2 separate regions of the Homo sapiens genome follow, and region 2 is linked to region 1. A link is a loop called in an ENCODE intact Hi-C map of the cell type or tissue named here. Cell type or tissue: IMR-90. All regions are shown on one strand.

Region 1 (8,000 bases):
CATTCATGAAATAATTAGTTCACTCTTGGAAACTGACTTTCATTTAAGCTCAGTCTGAGAGGAAGGGCCAACCCAAGATGCCAAGCAGAATGGCACAGGCTGAGGCAAACCCATGTCAGCAGCTCACAGGGGCATCCCTCCAACCTGCGCCTGACTGACCCACCCTCGGAGGTGCACTTACACAGTTAGTGCCTGATGAATACAGGCTGACCTGACTTCTCATGAATGATGTCATGGAAATGTGGAAACACCACTGGGGAAGACGTCCCCAACCTCCCATATAACCTCACCTCCACAGCCCCCTCACTTGGTGGGTGCATCGATGGCTAGAGTGAGGAACAGCATCACTAGTTTTCCAGGCCATTACAAGGCCCCATGAGAAAGCTCAGAATGGGCTGTTGGAGTCAACTTCAAAATCCAGGAGTGCAAGTTAAGTATTACCCGGCGAGTGTGCAAACTTTTCTTGGAATTTCTTCACCCAGCCTTCAGGGTTTTGCTACCAACCCTCTCAAAGGGGAACAAGGGCAAGCGTGGTGTCCTGAGAAACAGATCATTCAGGACAGTGTCTAGCAATAAATTCTAGGGCTGTTGTGATGACATGGCTCCCTCATTCCTCTCCTATTAAAAAGAGCAGAGTTGGCTGGGTGTGATGGCTCATGCCTGTAATCCCAACACTCTGGGAGGCCAAGGTGGGTGGATTACCTGAGGTCAGGAGTTCAAGACCAGCCTGACCAACTTGGTGAAACCCTGTCTCTACTGAAAATACAAAAAAATCAGCCAGGCATGGTGGTGCGCACCTGTAATCCCAGCTACTCAGGAGGCTGGGGCAGGAGAATCCCTTGAACCTGGGAGGCGGAGGTTGCAGTGAGCTGAGATCGCACCACTGCATTCCAGCCTGGGCAACAGAGCAAGACTCTGTCTCAAAAAAAAAAAAAAAGAGTAGAGTTTGTGAGCTTTGTAAATATTCATGACATTTAAGAGCAAGCCCAGGTCTTTGCTATTGTGAATAGTGCCGCAATAAACATACGTGTGCATGTGTCTTTATAGAAGCATGATTTATAATCCTTTGGGTATATACCCAGTAATGGGATGGCTGGGTCAAATGGTATTTCTAGTTCTGGATCCTTGAGGAATTGCCACCCTGTCTTCCACAATGGTTGAACTAGTTTACAGTCCCACCAACAGTGTAAAAGTGTTCCTATTTCAAATGTCCATCAATGATAGACTGGATTAAGAAAATGTGGCACATATACACCATGGAATACTATGCAGTCATAAAAAAGGATGAGTTCATGTCCTTTGTAGGGACATGGATGAAGCTGGAAACCATCATTCTCAGCAAACTATCGCAAGGACAAAAAACCAAACACCACATGTTCTCACTCATAGGTGGGAATTGAACAATGAGAACACTTGGACACAGGAAGGGGAACATCACACACCGGGGCCTGTCATGGGGTAGGGGAAGGGGGAGGGATAGCATTAGGAGATATACCTAATGTAAATGATGAGTTAATGAGTGCAGCACACCAGCATGACGCATGTATACATATGTAACAAACCTGCACGTTGGGCACATGTACCCTAGAACTTAAATAAAATAAAAACAACAAAAAAAAGCAAGCCCAGCTGAATGGACACCCACTGGTCCACAGAGTTTGGTGAAGAGGCACACTGAGGAGTGAAAGTCAGGACAGATAACTGGGCCAGGCAAGAGAAAGAGATTACCACTACTGTCCCAAAGAGTGATTTCCTGTGAATGCACACGCGTTTCTTAGTGTCAAAATGTTTTCTTTCCTTTTCACTGTTATTTCCCTGCTGAGTGAACTCAGCTTACTGCTCCTTCAAAGTGAGTACAGAATACATCTAAGATTATTAGATTTAGTGGAAAACTTCAGAGAACCAGAGGGCTCCAACATATGATGTTAGAAAAAGATATTTAAAATGAGCTATTTCCACAATCATTCTTTTTAGTCATCCTTACCTATTATTCCACTCAACTCCCCCTTATTTTTTCTGGAATCTCAAATATCTTATATTTTGTTAATGTATACAGCTTTTATTTTGTTAATAAATAGCTAAAAAGCTGGAAGTGTGTGCACAGCAGTCATTTATAGCAGCTGGTTCTTGGCAAAATACCCTGAGTCAACAAACAAAACCACAGGGTGTCTCAGCAATGAGAATGGGACCCTGAAGTATCCACTGTAAGTTGCAAGAGCTTTGACAGTTGGGGCCTGCCCCGCACTAGAAAAATAGAAAGCTAATTTATCTTTCTTAGCAGTCATGTAAGAAAAGCTGTTCTGATTAAATCCACACTGGATCCGGTATCGCATTGATACTCCACAATCTGGCTGAGATCCTTCATGGCATTTTTAAATTCTAAAACAATATAGCCTTTGGACCAAGGTGCCGTAAGTCTAAAAATGTCCATTAAGAAAAACTTGAAAAACAACAAAAGAGTTTGTGCACACGCTCTCTTTTCAATGACAAAGCATTATAATTCAGAAAAGGTAAACCTGAAAATGTTGTAAGCTATTTCCCAAATGATGTTCAAACATTCCACTTGGAGCATTTTGTGTGTGTTTTAAGAGAAACAAAAATTTCAGTATAGTCACACAAATAATACTTTTTGTCAGTGACCCTAAGAGCAGACTTGCTTAGACAACAACTAAAATTTTGGGTGCCTCTGAAAAACCAATCTACTTCTCGGTAATGATGAATCTGATGTTGAAAAAGACTAGAGGGAAATGGCTCAGGCACAGTGGCTCACACCTATAATCTCAACACTTTGAGAGGCTGGAGTGGGAGGACTGCCTGAGGCTAGGAGTTCAAGACCAGCCTGGGCAACACTGCAAGACCCCATCTCAACGAAAAACTTCAACAACTAGTGCAATATAGTGGTGCACACATGTGGTCTCAGCTACTCAGGAGGCTGAGGGAGGAGGATTGCTTGAGCCAGGAGTTGGAGACTGCAGTGAGCTATGATTGCACCACTACACTCCAGCCTGGTCAACAGAGACCCTGTCTCTTAAAAAATAAATTAAAAAAATTAAAAAATAAAATTTACAGACTGGGCAACAAAGTGAGACCCTATCTCTACCAAAAAAAAAAAAAAAAAAGCTGGGCATGGTGGTGTGTGCTTGTAGTCCCAGCTACTTGGGAGGCTGAGGTGGGAGGATTCCTTGAGCCTGGAGTGGGCTGTGATCACACCAGCCTGGGTGACAGAGCAAGATCCTGCCTATAAAAAAGAAAAAAAAAAGACTAGAAAGAGAACACATGTCAAACTACAACTAAAACCTGAAAAGCCTGAAGGAAGAAAGAATGAAAGATGCTATCGTCAGAGAAGCTAAAACTGTAAATTCCAAGTAACGATTGTAGTTTAAATGCTTTGGGTTAAAGTTGTCTTTTGTATAAAACAAAGAGACTATTTGAAATATGTGAAGGACTTTTAAGTACAAATGTAGACAATCTACTTTATACCAAACTTATTTACCGTAATTTAAAGTACCATGTCCGTAATTAATGACATGCATTTCTGTATTATAGTAGGTTATAAAATCTACCCAGAATGTCGCTGTATGCCATGAAGACACTTTGGTAACACACGTTTAACATTACAGATTCTCTTTCATCACAATATGATATAAAAGAGGGAAAGCGCTGTCTTAATTTTTAAAAGCTACCTGGAGGTCTATGACCTGCTTCTGAAGGCAGCATATAAGGGCAGCAGCTTTCAGAATGTAGCTTTATTGCTTTTGATTAGCTAAACTTATCTCTAGACCCCACAAAAAAGCTGCTCCCCGTTCAGTATCAATCCATGATAAATGCATCCTCTTCAATTTGAGTCTCACTTTTTTTAAAAAGTAAAAAGCAGTGAAAGAAAAAACTCTCAGGCTGCACCAGCAACTGCAAACACTAGAGGGAGTTGTGAGCACACAGTCCGCTCAAACTCATCACCCAAGACCCTTTCCCAGCTGATCCCAGCTTGGGTTAGCCAGGGAAGGGAACTCCACTGTAACTGGCCCAGGATCACCTGTCATCAAGATGCATTCCCCTTCTCCACTTGACCCCTTCTCCCAAAACATGACATCACTGAGACCAGCCAAGGCCCGGTGTGACTTTAAAAATGGCCACAAATTATTCCCTTCCCACTATATACTTAGCTCATTTTCTCCCACATTTACTCTTGGGTTAGCTGTTTGACTTGATTTGCTTAACGGCACATCAAGTGTGAGGTGAGCAGAGGCTGAGGAAGTGCTCGGGGAGCAGAACTTGCCCTGTCTCTGGCTGCTTTGGGGAATCTTGCATCCACTCTCATGGAAGCCCAGGACAGCCCCTGCATGATGAAAGCACAGGGCCAAGTCATCTCTCTTGTCCCAGTGGACACTGAGCCACCTACCAGGTGTGCAAGTGGGGTCATCCTAGACCATCAAGCCCCTGCTGAGCCAGCCAGCTCAGAAGATTCACTCAACTGATCCATGCAATTGTTTCACACTCCTAACTTCAGGGGTAGTGTGTTACTCAGCAAAAGCTAACTGAAATGTACAGTAATTCTACAGTCTGTGTAACCCACCTAGTTAATGACTTTGGTGGAAGACCACGATGTTGACGGCCAGATGGAAATATCTTTCCACCTACAAAAACTCCACTAATACCACAAAGGTCTCACTCAAATGCTACATCTTTCATGAATGCTACATCCTTGTGATTTCCAGCCCTGAACTAAGCACTCCCTCATGCTCTGCTTATTCTCTTTGATCAATAGTCTTGTGAGGTGTGTCTTTATCTATAGCATAAGGCTTTCAAAAGTAGAGACTAACATCTGTCAGTCTTATGTTTACTGCAATGCCAATTAGAAAATTGTTCAACGCAATGGGAAAACCGAGAATTTTAAAAAGATAATCCTTTCAACTTTTCTGTATGTTTGAAAGTTTTCACAATAAAATGTTGGATGGAAAAGAAGATAAAACCATTTTTCACATAGTGACCCAGTACAACACTATAAACACCATGCCATAGGCTAAATGTTCATGTCTCCCCAAAATTCACATGCTGCAACCTAATGCCCAATGTGATGGTAGTAGGAGATGGGACCTTTGGGCAGCCATGCTATTGTTAAGGGTGGAGCTCTCATGAATAAGATTAGGGCCCTTACAAAAGACCCCAGAGATTCCCTTGCCCTTTCCACTGTATGTGGTTAGAGTGAGGAGATGGCTGTCTATGAACCAAGAAGTGAGCCCTCAACAGTCACCAAATCTGCAGTACCTTGATCTTGGAATTCTCAACCTCCAGAACTGGAAGGATGAATTTTCTGGTGTTTATAAGCCACACTGTATATGATATTTTGTTATGGCTAGTCAAATAAACTAAGGGAAACCACAACCTCAGGTTTTGTTCACCACTTTATTCCTAGCACTTAAAATCATGCCTGGCACACAGTAGCTACTCATTAGACAGTTACAAAATGAACAAAGGGAAGAGATTAAAGTGAAAAGAGGTCAAGAAAACTCAGAAGAAAACAGAACATGCATGGTTAGATGAACTTCTGCTTCAGAGTAATTCATTTGCTCCAGAGGGGGAGATGAAACTCATCAAAAGAGCTGTGGCTGAAGCCCCTCACTCATTCCCTGCACAAAGATTGCCAGGCCAATGAGTGTGCTCCCGTGCCCTGCTCAAATACTCTGACCATTGTCAGTGGCCATCTCTGCTCCCACCATGTGAAGCAAATGGTTACCAAGACTCACTCAGTCTGTGTATTCCCAGGCCTATTTATACCACAAGTGTTTGTAATTCTATTCTTAATTAAATGTCACATGAACCAATAAAATGAATTTTAAGAAGAAAGAGATCCTGTTTCTATGAGAACAAACTTGAATGCTTGGAAAGAGGATATAAAAACTGCTGCCTAATTGAGTGAGAGAGACCACTATGAAGAAATGGAAGATGACATACCTGGAAGGATTCGGACTGCTTCACAAGGCTCTTTAAATCTTGCTGTCATTTGAAAAGATGGAGAAATTGGACATGGTAGACACTGTATTATGGGTTTATTTTTATGAAAGAATGAACACTGGAAACTCAGAGGACCAACCAAACACAAAGCAAAGGCCTTCACCTCACACCCAAAGTATGCTAATGAGAATATACATTAATAGGCTGTAAATTAAAAAGCGAAAGGTGTTTTATGTAATTTTTTTTTTCTGATTTTTTTTTTTCTTTTTCTTTTTTTTTTTTTATTATATTTTAAGTTTTAGGGTACATGTGCACATTGTGCAGGTTAGTTACATATGTATACATGTGCCATGCTGGTGCGCTGCACCCACTAACTCGTCATCTAGCATTAGGTATATCTTCCAATGCTATCCCTCCCCCCTCCCCCCGTTTTATGTAATTTTTAACTGGCATTTTTAATGACCAAACAGTCCCGACTTCCAGGAGCAAAGTACCTGCTTCTGGACCCAAGGGAGAACATTTGCAATTCAAATACGTCGCCCAAAAGGCCGCCTACCTTCGGAATGGTGGGAATCCACAGAGAAGTATGTATGTGATCACACCAGCTGCCCAAATGTCCACCTTCAGGCCATAGCTAGGAAAACAAAGTGGGTGAGGGGGAGAGAACTGATGGCTCCCAAGACCCTTCCATGGTACTGGAGTATTGCCTTTATTTGTTAGGAAAAGGATTATTTTAGTGTTAAATTATTCATTTCATTTCACATAGAGATGAATGAATCACACTTTAGAAAAAGGCATCTGTTTCTGCCAACCTAACCACAGTCTTGGTGACTACTGCCATACTCTCAAGAGTGGCCTTAGAACACAAGTCCAGGCCAGGGCTCTGGCCAGGTAAGCATAAAATCTGCTTCCTGAGGTCAAAATCATGGTGCAGGCAACAGACTCTCACTTCTTTCCATTCTCCACCTTCACAGGAGGCACTGTATACACAAGCAGCAATAGCAACAAAACAGACCTTTCTTACCAACTGTATACACAAGCAGCAATAGCAACAAAACAGACCTTTCTTACCAACTGTATACACAAGCAGCAATAGCAACAAAACAGACCTTTCTCATCAAAGTTAAAGTACTAACCAGGGCCACCAGAAGTCTTACCCAGTTTCAGCAATGATTTCTGGAGCCACATAAGTGGGTGTGCCACAGACTGTGTATAAAGGGCCTTCTACCACAGTCGCAAGCCCAAAGTCTCCCAGTTTCAAAGACTTGGTTCCATCAGGATATTCACACACCTGAAACAGAAATCAGCCAACAATCAGAAGATTTTTTTTTCCTCAACAATTGTGAGAGGGCTCTTGGAATTAGGCAGAAAGGACACAAATACATTTACTATTAAACTCGAATGAAATCTCTCCTTGTGATTTTTTTTTTTGAAGACACGGTCTCGCTTTGTTGCCCAGGCTGGAGTGCGGTGGTGTGACCACAGCTCACTGCAGCCTCAACCTCTGGGCTGAAGTAATCCTTCCCCCACGGAACCCCCAACAAGTAGCTGGAACTACAGGTACATGCCACCACACTAGGCTAATTTCTTTATTTTTTGTAGAGACGGGGTCTCCTTATACTGCCCAAGCTGGTCTTGAACTCCTGGGATCGTGAGATCTGCCCACCTCAGCCTCCCAAAGTGCTGGGAATACAGGCATGAGCTACCGTGCCCGACACCTCCTTGTGATTCTAACACCATGATTCATCTTTGTTGCTTTAAAGTGCTAATTTTTTTCTCTTCAGAGATTTTGCACAATTGTGTGAAATTTGGAAAAAATATTTTCCACTTTTGCAGAAAGTTCCTTCCCTAGGAGTACGATGAACACACGTGCTTGCTTACACAGTAGTTAGAGTGTAGGCGGCTGTGTACCTGATAGGCGTGAGAGAGGCCTCTAATCCTGGAGGTAGAAACTGACCTTTATTTAGCATTTACTATGTGTGATGTACTTGAGAGCCCAAGAAATGGTGTATTAAGTGTCCACCAAAGCACTTGGTGATCTCCACGGC
Region 2 (8,000 bases), 330 kb after region 1:
CATCAATACCTAATTTATTGAGAGTTTTTAGCATGAAGGGTTGTTGAATTTTGTCAAAGGCCTTTTCTGCATCTATTGAGATAATCATGTGGTTTTTGTCTTTGGCTCTGTTTACATGCTGGATTACATTTATTGATTTGCGTATATTGAACCAGCCTTGCATCCCAGGGATGAAGCCCACTTGATCATGGTGGATAAGCTTTTTGATGTGCTGCTGGATTCGTTTTGCCAGTATTTTATTGAGGATTTTTGCATCAATGTTCATCAAGGATATTGGTCTAAAATTCTCTTTTTTAGTTGTGTCTCTGCCCGGCTTTGGTATCAGAATGATGCTGGCCTCATAAAATGAGTTAGGGAGGATTCCCTCTTTTTCTATTGATTGGAATAGTTTCAGAAGGAATGGTACCAGTTCCTCCTTGTACCTCTGGTAGAATTTGGCTGTGAATCCATCTGGTCCTGGACTCTTTTTGGTTGGTAAGCTATTGATTATTGCCACAATTTCAGATCCTGTTATTGGTCTATTCAGAGATTCAATTTCTTCCTGGTTTAGTCTTGGGAGGGTGTATGTGTCGAGGAATTTATCCATTTCTTCTAGATTTTCTAGTTTATTTGCGTAGAGATGTTTGTAGTATTCTCTGATGGTAGTTTGTATTTCTGTGGGATCGGTGGTGATATCCCCTTTCTCATTTTTTATTGCGTCTATTTGATTCTTCTCTCTTTTTTTCTTTATTAGTCTTGCTAGCAGTCTATCAATTTTGTTGATCCTTTCAAAAAACCAGCTCCTGGATTCATTAATTTTTTGAAGGGTTTTTTGTGTCTCTATTTCCTTCAGTTCTGCTCTGATTTTAGTTATTTCTTGCCTTCTGCTAGGTTTTGAATGTGTTTGCTCTTGCTTTTCTAGTTCTTTTAATTGTGATGTTAGGGTGTCAATTTTGGATCTTTCCTGCTTTCTCTTGTGGGCATTTAGTGCTATAAATTTCCCTCTACACACTGCTTTGAATGTGTCCCAGAGATTCTGGTATGTTGTGTCTTTGTTCTTGTTGGTTTCAAAGAACATCTTTATTTCTGCCTTCATTTCGTTATGTACCCAGTAGTCATTCAGGAGCAGGTTGTTCAGTTTCCATGTAGTTGAGCGGTTTTGAGTGAGATTCTTAATCCTGAGTTCTAGTTTGATTGCACTGTGGTCTGAGAGATAGTTTGTTATAATTTCTGATCTTTTACATTTGCTGAGGAGAGCTTTACTTCCAAGTATGTGGTCAATTTTGGAATAGGTGTGGTGTGGTGCTGAAAAAAATGTATATTCTGTTGATTTGGGGTGGAGAGTTCTGTAGATGTCTATTAGGTCTGCTTGGTGCAGAGCTGAGTTCAATTCCTGGGTATCCTTGTTGACTTTCTGTCTCATTGATCTGTCTAATGTTGACAGTGGGGTGTTAAAGTCTCCCATTATTAATGTGTGGGAGTCTAAGTCTCTTTGTAGGTCACTCAGGACTTGCTTTATGAATCTGGGTGCTCCTGTGTTGGGTGCATATATATTTAGGATAGTTAGCTCTTCTTGTTGAATTGATCCCTTTACCATTAAGTAATGGCTTTCTTTGTCTCTTTTGATCTTTGTTGGTTTAAAGTCTGTTTTCTCAGAGACTAGGATTGCAACCCCTGCCGTTTTTTGTTTTCCATTTGCTTGGTAGATTTTCCCCCATCCTTTTATTTTGAGCCTATGTGTGTCTCTGCACGTGAGATGGGTTTCCTGAATACAGCACACTGATGGGTCTTGACTCTTTATCCAATTAGCCAGTCTGTGTCTTTTAATTGGAGCATTTAGTCCATTTACATTTAAAGTTAATATTGTTATGTGTGAATTTGATCCTGTCATTATGACGTTAGCTGGTCATTTTGCTCGTTAGTTGATGCAATTTCTTCCTAGTGTCGATGGTCTTTACATTTTGGCATGATTTTGCAGCGGCTGGTACCGGTTGTTCCTTTCCATGTTTAGCGCTTCCTTCAGGAGGTCTTGTAAGGCAGGCCTGGTGGTGACAAAATCTCTCAGCATTTGCTTGTCTGTAAAGTATTTTATTTCTCCTTCACTTATGAGGCTTAATTTGGCTGGATATGAAATTCTGGGTTGAAAATTCTTTTCTTTAAGAATGTTGAATATTGGCCCCCACTCTCTTCTGGCTTGTAGGGTTTCTGCCGAGAGATCCGCTGTTAGTCTGATGGGCTTCCCTTTGAGGGTAACCCGACCTTTCTCTCTGGCTGCCCTTAACATTTTTTCCTTCATTTCAACTTTGGTGAATCTGACAATTATGTGTCTTGGAGTTGCTCTTCTTGAGGAGTATCTTTGTGGCGTTCTCTGTATTTCCTGAATCTGAACATTGGCCTGCCTTGCTAGATTGGGGAAGTTCTCCTGGATAATATCCTGCAGAGTGTTTTCCAACTTGGTTCCATTCTCCCCATCACTTTCTGGTACACCAATCAGACATAGATTTGGTCTTTTCACATAGTCCCATATTTCTTGGAGGCTTTGCTCATTTCTTTTTATTCTTTTTTCTCTAAACTTCCCTTCTCACTTCATTTCATTCATTTCATCTTCCATTGCTGATACCCTTTCTTCCAGTTGATCGCATTGGCTCCTGAGGCTCCTGCATTCTTCACGTAGTTCTCAAGCCTTGGTTTTCAGCTCCATCAGCTCCTTTAAGCACTTCTCTGTATTGGTTATTCTAGTTATACATTCTTCTAAATTTTTTTCAAAGTTTTCAACTTCTTTGCCTTTGGTTTGAATGTCCTCCCGTAGCTCAGAGTAATTTGATCGTCTGAAGCCTTCTTCTCTCAGCTCGTCAAAGTCATTCTCTGTCCAGCTTTGTTCCTTTGCTGGTGAGGAACTGCGTTCCTTTGGAGGAGGAGAGGCACTCTGCTTTTTAGAGTTTCCAGTTTTTCTGTTCTGTTTTTTCCCCATCTTTGTGGTTTTATCTACTTTTGGTCTTTGATGATGGTGATGTACAGATGGGTTTTTGGTGTGGATGTCCTTTCTGTTTGTTAGTTTTCCTTCTAACAGACAGGAACCTCAGCTGCAGGTCTGTTGGAGTACCCTGCCGTGTGAGATGTCAGTGTGCCCCTGTTGGGGGGTGCCTCCTAGTTAGGCTGCTCGTGGGTCAGGAGTCAGGCACCCACTTAAGGAGGCAGTCTGCCCCTTCTCAGATCTCCAGCTGCGTACTGGGAGAACCACTGCTCTCTTCAAAGCTGTCAGACAGGGACATTTAAGTCTGCAGAGGTTACTGCTGTCTTTTTGTTTGTCTGTGCCCTGCCCCCAGAGGTGGAGCCTACAGAGGCAGGCAGGCCTCCTTGAGCTGTGGTGGGCTCCACCCAGTTGGAGCTTCCCGGCTGCTTTGTTTACCTAAGCAAGCCTGGGCAATGGCAGGCGCCCCTCCCCCAGCCTCGGCTGCTGCCTTGCAGTTTGATCTCAGACTGCTGTGCTAGCAATCAGCGAGACTCCGTGGGTGTAGGACCCTCCGAGCCAGGTGCGTGATATAATCTCGTGGTGCGCCGTTTTTTAAGCCCGTTGGAAAAGCGCAGTATTCGGGTGGGAGTGGCCTGATTTTCCAGGTGCCGTCCATCACCCCTTTCTTTGACTAGGAACGGGAACTCCCTGACCCCTTGCGCTTCCCGAGTGAGGCAATGCCTCACCCTGCTTCGGCTTGTGCATGGTGCCCGCACCCACTGACCTGCGCCCACTGTCTGGCACTCCCTAGTGAGATGAACCCGGTACCTCAGATGGAAATGCAGAAATCACCCATCTTCTGCGTCGCTCACGCTGGAAGCTGTAGACCAGAGCTGTTCCTATTCGGCCATATTGGCTCCTCCCCCAAGCCTGTTAACCTTATTAGTAAAATAAACAGAATTGGTTTGGTAGAGCTCTCATCTTATTCTAGAATTGTACGACTCTATGTAAGACTAATTTTTCTCTATCTCAATGGTCTTAGGCTTTTTTGATATCAAACTACTTTTCCCCTTGGGACCTATTCTTTTTTTGGGGGGTGCTACACAAGGGCTAGAAGAGGTGCAGAGTTTGGACTATTTTTAGAGACAGCAGGTCTAGCTAAGATGCCCAAGTGGGACGCCCTGAGAAGTCAGGACGGCATGAGAACACTGGGTGTTTGGGGATGAGGGCAGGGAAAAAGAGATAGAACCCCCTCAGGATAAACTTTACTTGGTACACAGTTTTGCCCAGGACTCTGTGTGAATGATTTCCATGGGAGAGAAATTTGAGGAAGTAGAGTAATGGAACCATAGAAATGTTACAGTGATTCTTTTTTTCTTTTGTCAAAAAGAAAACCTTTCTAGCCACTAGTGCTGTGCTGAGCCATATAAGAGCCAGAGGAAAAAGAAAAAGGCAGTAATACTTATCTTTATTTAAAATTTTGGTATGTTGTTCATCATGGATGTTTTTGCGTTAATTTTTATTTCTCAAAATATTACATTAACTTATTACTTATCTGGATTACCAAGATTTTTGGCACTCATTCAGTTTTGCACCCAGAGGGACTATCTCACGTGCCTCATCCTAATCCTGGCCCCTGCTAGCCACTCAATAATAACATTTTATTTTTGATTTCTATCTGCCTCCTAAGTAGGTTAGCAATATGAGAAAGGAGGGTCTGCTTTTGGTCGCACATTGAGAATGCGCCCTCTAGTGGGGTTCTTGCTCTCTAAGGACTTTGTAATGCATCAGTTGATGGCACTATATGGACCAAAAAAATGTATAAAGTGCAGTTTTCAAGAATGTCATCCGTGGTCTCTTTTGTTGCAATCAAGTGCAGTTCACATTCCTAGCAACCACTAAATTGTATACTTAGTGAGGTTATTCCTGAAATTTTAAGACAAAAGATTAATGCAGAAGAAATTCTTTCTGTAGGCAACACAAAATTACACCACTAAATGAGACAATCAGTCTGCCAGCAGCAGGAAGAGCAGCCTGCAATTGCTCTGGGAAATGACATGGGAAAATTTTTTAAAGGAGGAAAAGGACTGGAAAGTGTAACCACAATCTGGTGGTGTGGAAGGATCTGGGTATTTAGGGGAGCGGAGGACAATTCCCAGAATATGCGTAGGGTAACTAATAATAGGCCTTGGACATGTTTCCTTCCATTCAACCAAAATAGTGCTTTCCCACAGTGCTGTCATGGAGAATGGAAATAATATGGGCTACTGAACTAAAAGAAGAAATATTTACTTAATTGCATGTGATTATTTAATAGAAAAACACAAACAAAACCAAGTGTTAAAATGGGGACTATTTTGCAGGCCATTTATAAAAGGAGTATAGTGTGACAAGATTAAAGATTACACAGGCTGGCTCTTTGAGATACAGGCCAATTCTTTATTCCGTCCTTTTTTTTCTTGGCTATTCTAAGGCTTAAAATAAAGTTGCTTGAGAAGGAGAAAACTGCTGGTGGGAATGTAAAATGGTGCAGCTGCTGTGGAAAACCGTTTGGTGGATCCTCCAAAAGGTTAAACCTAGAATGATCATATGCCCCAGCAGTTTCACTCTTAAGTTATAAACTTAAAGGAATCAAAAACAGAGATTCAAACAGATACCTGTACATCAGTGTTTGTTGCAGCATTATTTACAACAGCCAAAACTTGAAAACAATCCAAGTGTCTATCAACAGATGAATGGATAAATAAAATGTGATATGCACATACAATGGAATCTTATTTGACTGTAAAAATGAAGTTCCAGTATATGCAGTAACATGGATGAACCTTGAAAACATGCTAATTGAAGTAGCATAAGCCAGATACAAAAGGACACATATTGCATGATTCCACTTACATGAAATACTTACAGTAGGGAAGACTCATACAGATAGAAGTAGATTAGTGGCTATTGGGGGTTGAGGAGAAGGAGGAATGGGAAGTTGTCACTTAGTGGGTATAGAATTTCTGATGAGCATGATAAAGTATTTCAGAAATAGATATGATAATGGTCATACAACATTGTGGATGTAATTAATGTTGTTGAAATGTACATTAAAAATGACTAAGATGACAAACTTTATGTTATATATATTTTACCACAATAAAAAGAAAAAAATGTAAACCAAAAAAAAAAAAGAAGGAAAAAACTCAGGACAGCATGGGTATGTGTGAAATATAACACTGTCTGTACGGTATTCAATGAAGGCCAATTGCTGTATTTGGAGCCATACTCTTGACTGGATATGACAAAAGCAACCTAGTGTTAGTGAGTTACTTCTCCATGAAAATTTCATAAAAGAGGTTCTAGAGAAGTAAAACATTGTGTGAACCATTAAACAGGAATTTAATATGAATTAAAAAACACACAAGTGACCATTTTGGCTTCACAAAACTCTATTAAGGCTAAATGATTCCTTGGCTATAGCGATCACTATGTTGCCCCTCTTTCCTGCAACTAATCAATAGCATCATCTCCTAGGAAGGGAGGGGTGATCCTGACATCCCTCTTGCCACTGCTGTAACGTTTTCTAGCAAATTTACACACGGCAGTAGCGGTCAATGGGCTGGGGTGGGGAAGTGTTCTTTACACCTCTTCCAAATAAGAAATAGCTGATATCTTATTGGTATAATTTTGAAATATTGTGACTCTAAATGTCTGAACACATTAGAATGTGGAATTAAAAGCATTTTTATGCTATAGATTTTCTGTGATTAGCTTAAAATATACATGGCAGGTTATACCTTTTAAAAAATCTAATTTGAATTTGATATACATTTAAATTTGGCAAGAATATTTGTGGGCTTGTTAAGAAATTCTGCTTATCTATTCATTAAATCCAGGTTCACCACATTAACCATTTCTTGGCCTTCTTGGATTATTATAGATATCTGAAAGTATTAAAGTTTAATTAAAAATATCTATTTTTCCCAGACTAAACTTACAGGTAGGTAGTCTATACAGGTTTCACTCCATGTGCAGCTGCTAGAAGCTGAGGTACAGTTCTTCATGTTTGCCTAACAGCTTAAATAAGGTTTGGAAGCCTAAGGAAGAAATGTGACTTTCCCATGGTGTTGGAAAAACTTTATCCCCCTTAAAGCCTGCTTCTACAATTTTCTCTTCAAAAATGTCGTTGTTATTTTTAGCTTTCTGCCAAGTCCCTGTGTGTGTTTTGTTCCTTTTTTTTTTCTTTAACTGCTTCATGCTTATTATGCTGAGAAAGGGTAAGGGGGATTTTATGACTCAGTAAATCATCTGTAAATATACTACATGTACAGAGTATCCACCTAACGTGTAGGAACATGCACGGTGTTAAATAGGTGAATGTATAAGTACCTGTAAAAGTGTGTGTAGACATGCATCTCTGTGCACTTCCTATGAAGAAACAGGAGCCAGAAAAAATAAAAAGTGGGGTGGTCTATTTGAGGTAGGTGCCCCCTGAAACCAAGTGGCTGTACACGTATAGTGCCGACACCTACACTTACATATAAACGATGATGTGATAATACACCTTTTATAAAGACTAATTTGAGGCACATTTAAGTGTGTCTAAAACACATGTATTAATCTCTGGAGTTGTCATTTAGAAAAATTTTCAAGTGTTCTATTGTTTTGATGCCTTAGGATTCTAACTTGGTGTGATGTTTGGTTTGGTCTGAAATGGATGAAATCCCTCCAAACTTAAAATGTTCCTCACAATCATGTGTAACTTCAAAGAATCTTTGGAAATGGTTCTGTGTGCACATTTGCATCAATAGTTTGTTCAGTCTGAGGGTTGTAGTTGCTGATGCTAAGGGCCCAAATGATTGCACTTGTAAGTGGCACTTCCTGGCCAGAGAGAGCTGTTGTTGAATCTCAGCTAGGAAAAACTCCCCATTTTAGCAATTCATGTGTGCATGTGCATCGGTGACCTGCCCTCATTCCTTTAAGAAAGCAAGGACACCGCATGTTCTCACTCATAGGTGGGAATTGAACAATGAGAACACTTGGACATAGGGTGGGGAACATCACACACCGGGGCCTGTCGTGG

The links. A loop is a pair of places that touch in the nucleus more often than their neighbours do. Peaks named below come from ENCODE experiments on the same cell type or tissue, not always from the same donor. Only the 100,000 strongest peaks of a DNase experiment are listed, where the experiment ranks them.
Region 2: a loop joins it to region 1, with 13 times the contacts of the local background. A loop is called at or near these places in 8 of 110 quality-filtered maps.

The regions. Positions count from the first base shown.
Region 1 is chr4:150,238,985-150,246,984 of GRCh38, reverse strand. It overlaps DCLK2 (doublecortin like kinase 2), which reads right to left. Exons shown (of 16, transcript NM_001040260.4): 11 at 7,110-7,243; 12 at 6,509-6,586. Among named protein-coding and RNA genes, the nearest start is that of DCLK2, 160 kb to the right of the region's middle. In IMR-90, a CTCF peak has its summit at 3,915 (motif pointing right); DNase peaks (open chromatin) are centred at 2,154 and 3,944; H3K27ac peaks cover 1,942 bases.
Region 2 is chr4:149,911,383-149,919,382 of GRCh38, reverse strand. No RefSeq gene overlaps it. Among named protein-coding and RNA genes, the nearest start is that of IQCM, 100 kb to the right of the region's middle. In IMR-90, a CTCF peak has its summit at 4,695 (motif pointing left); a DNase peak (open chromatin) is centred at 4,672.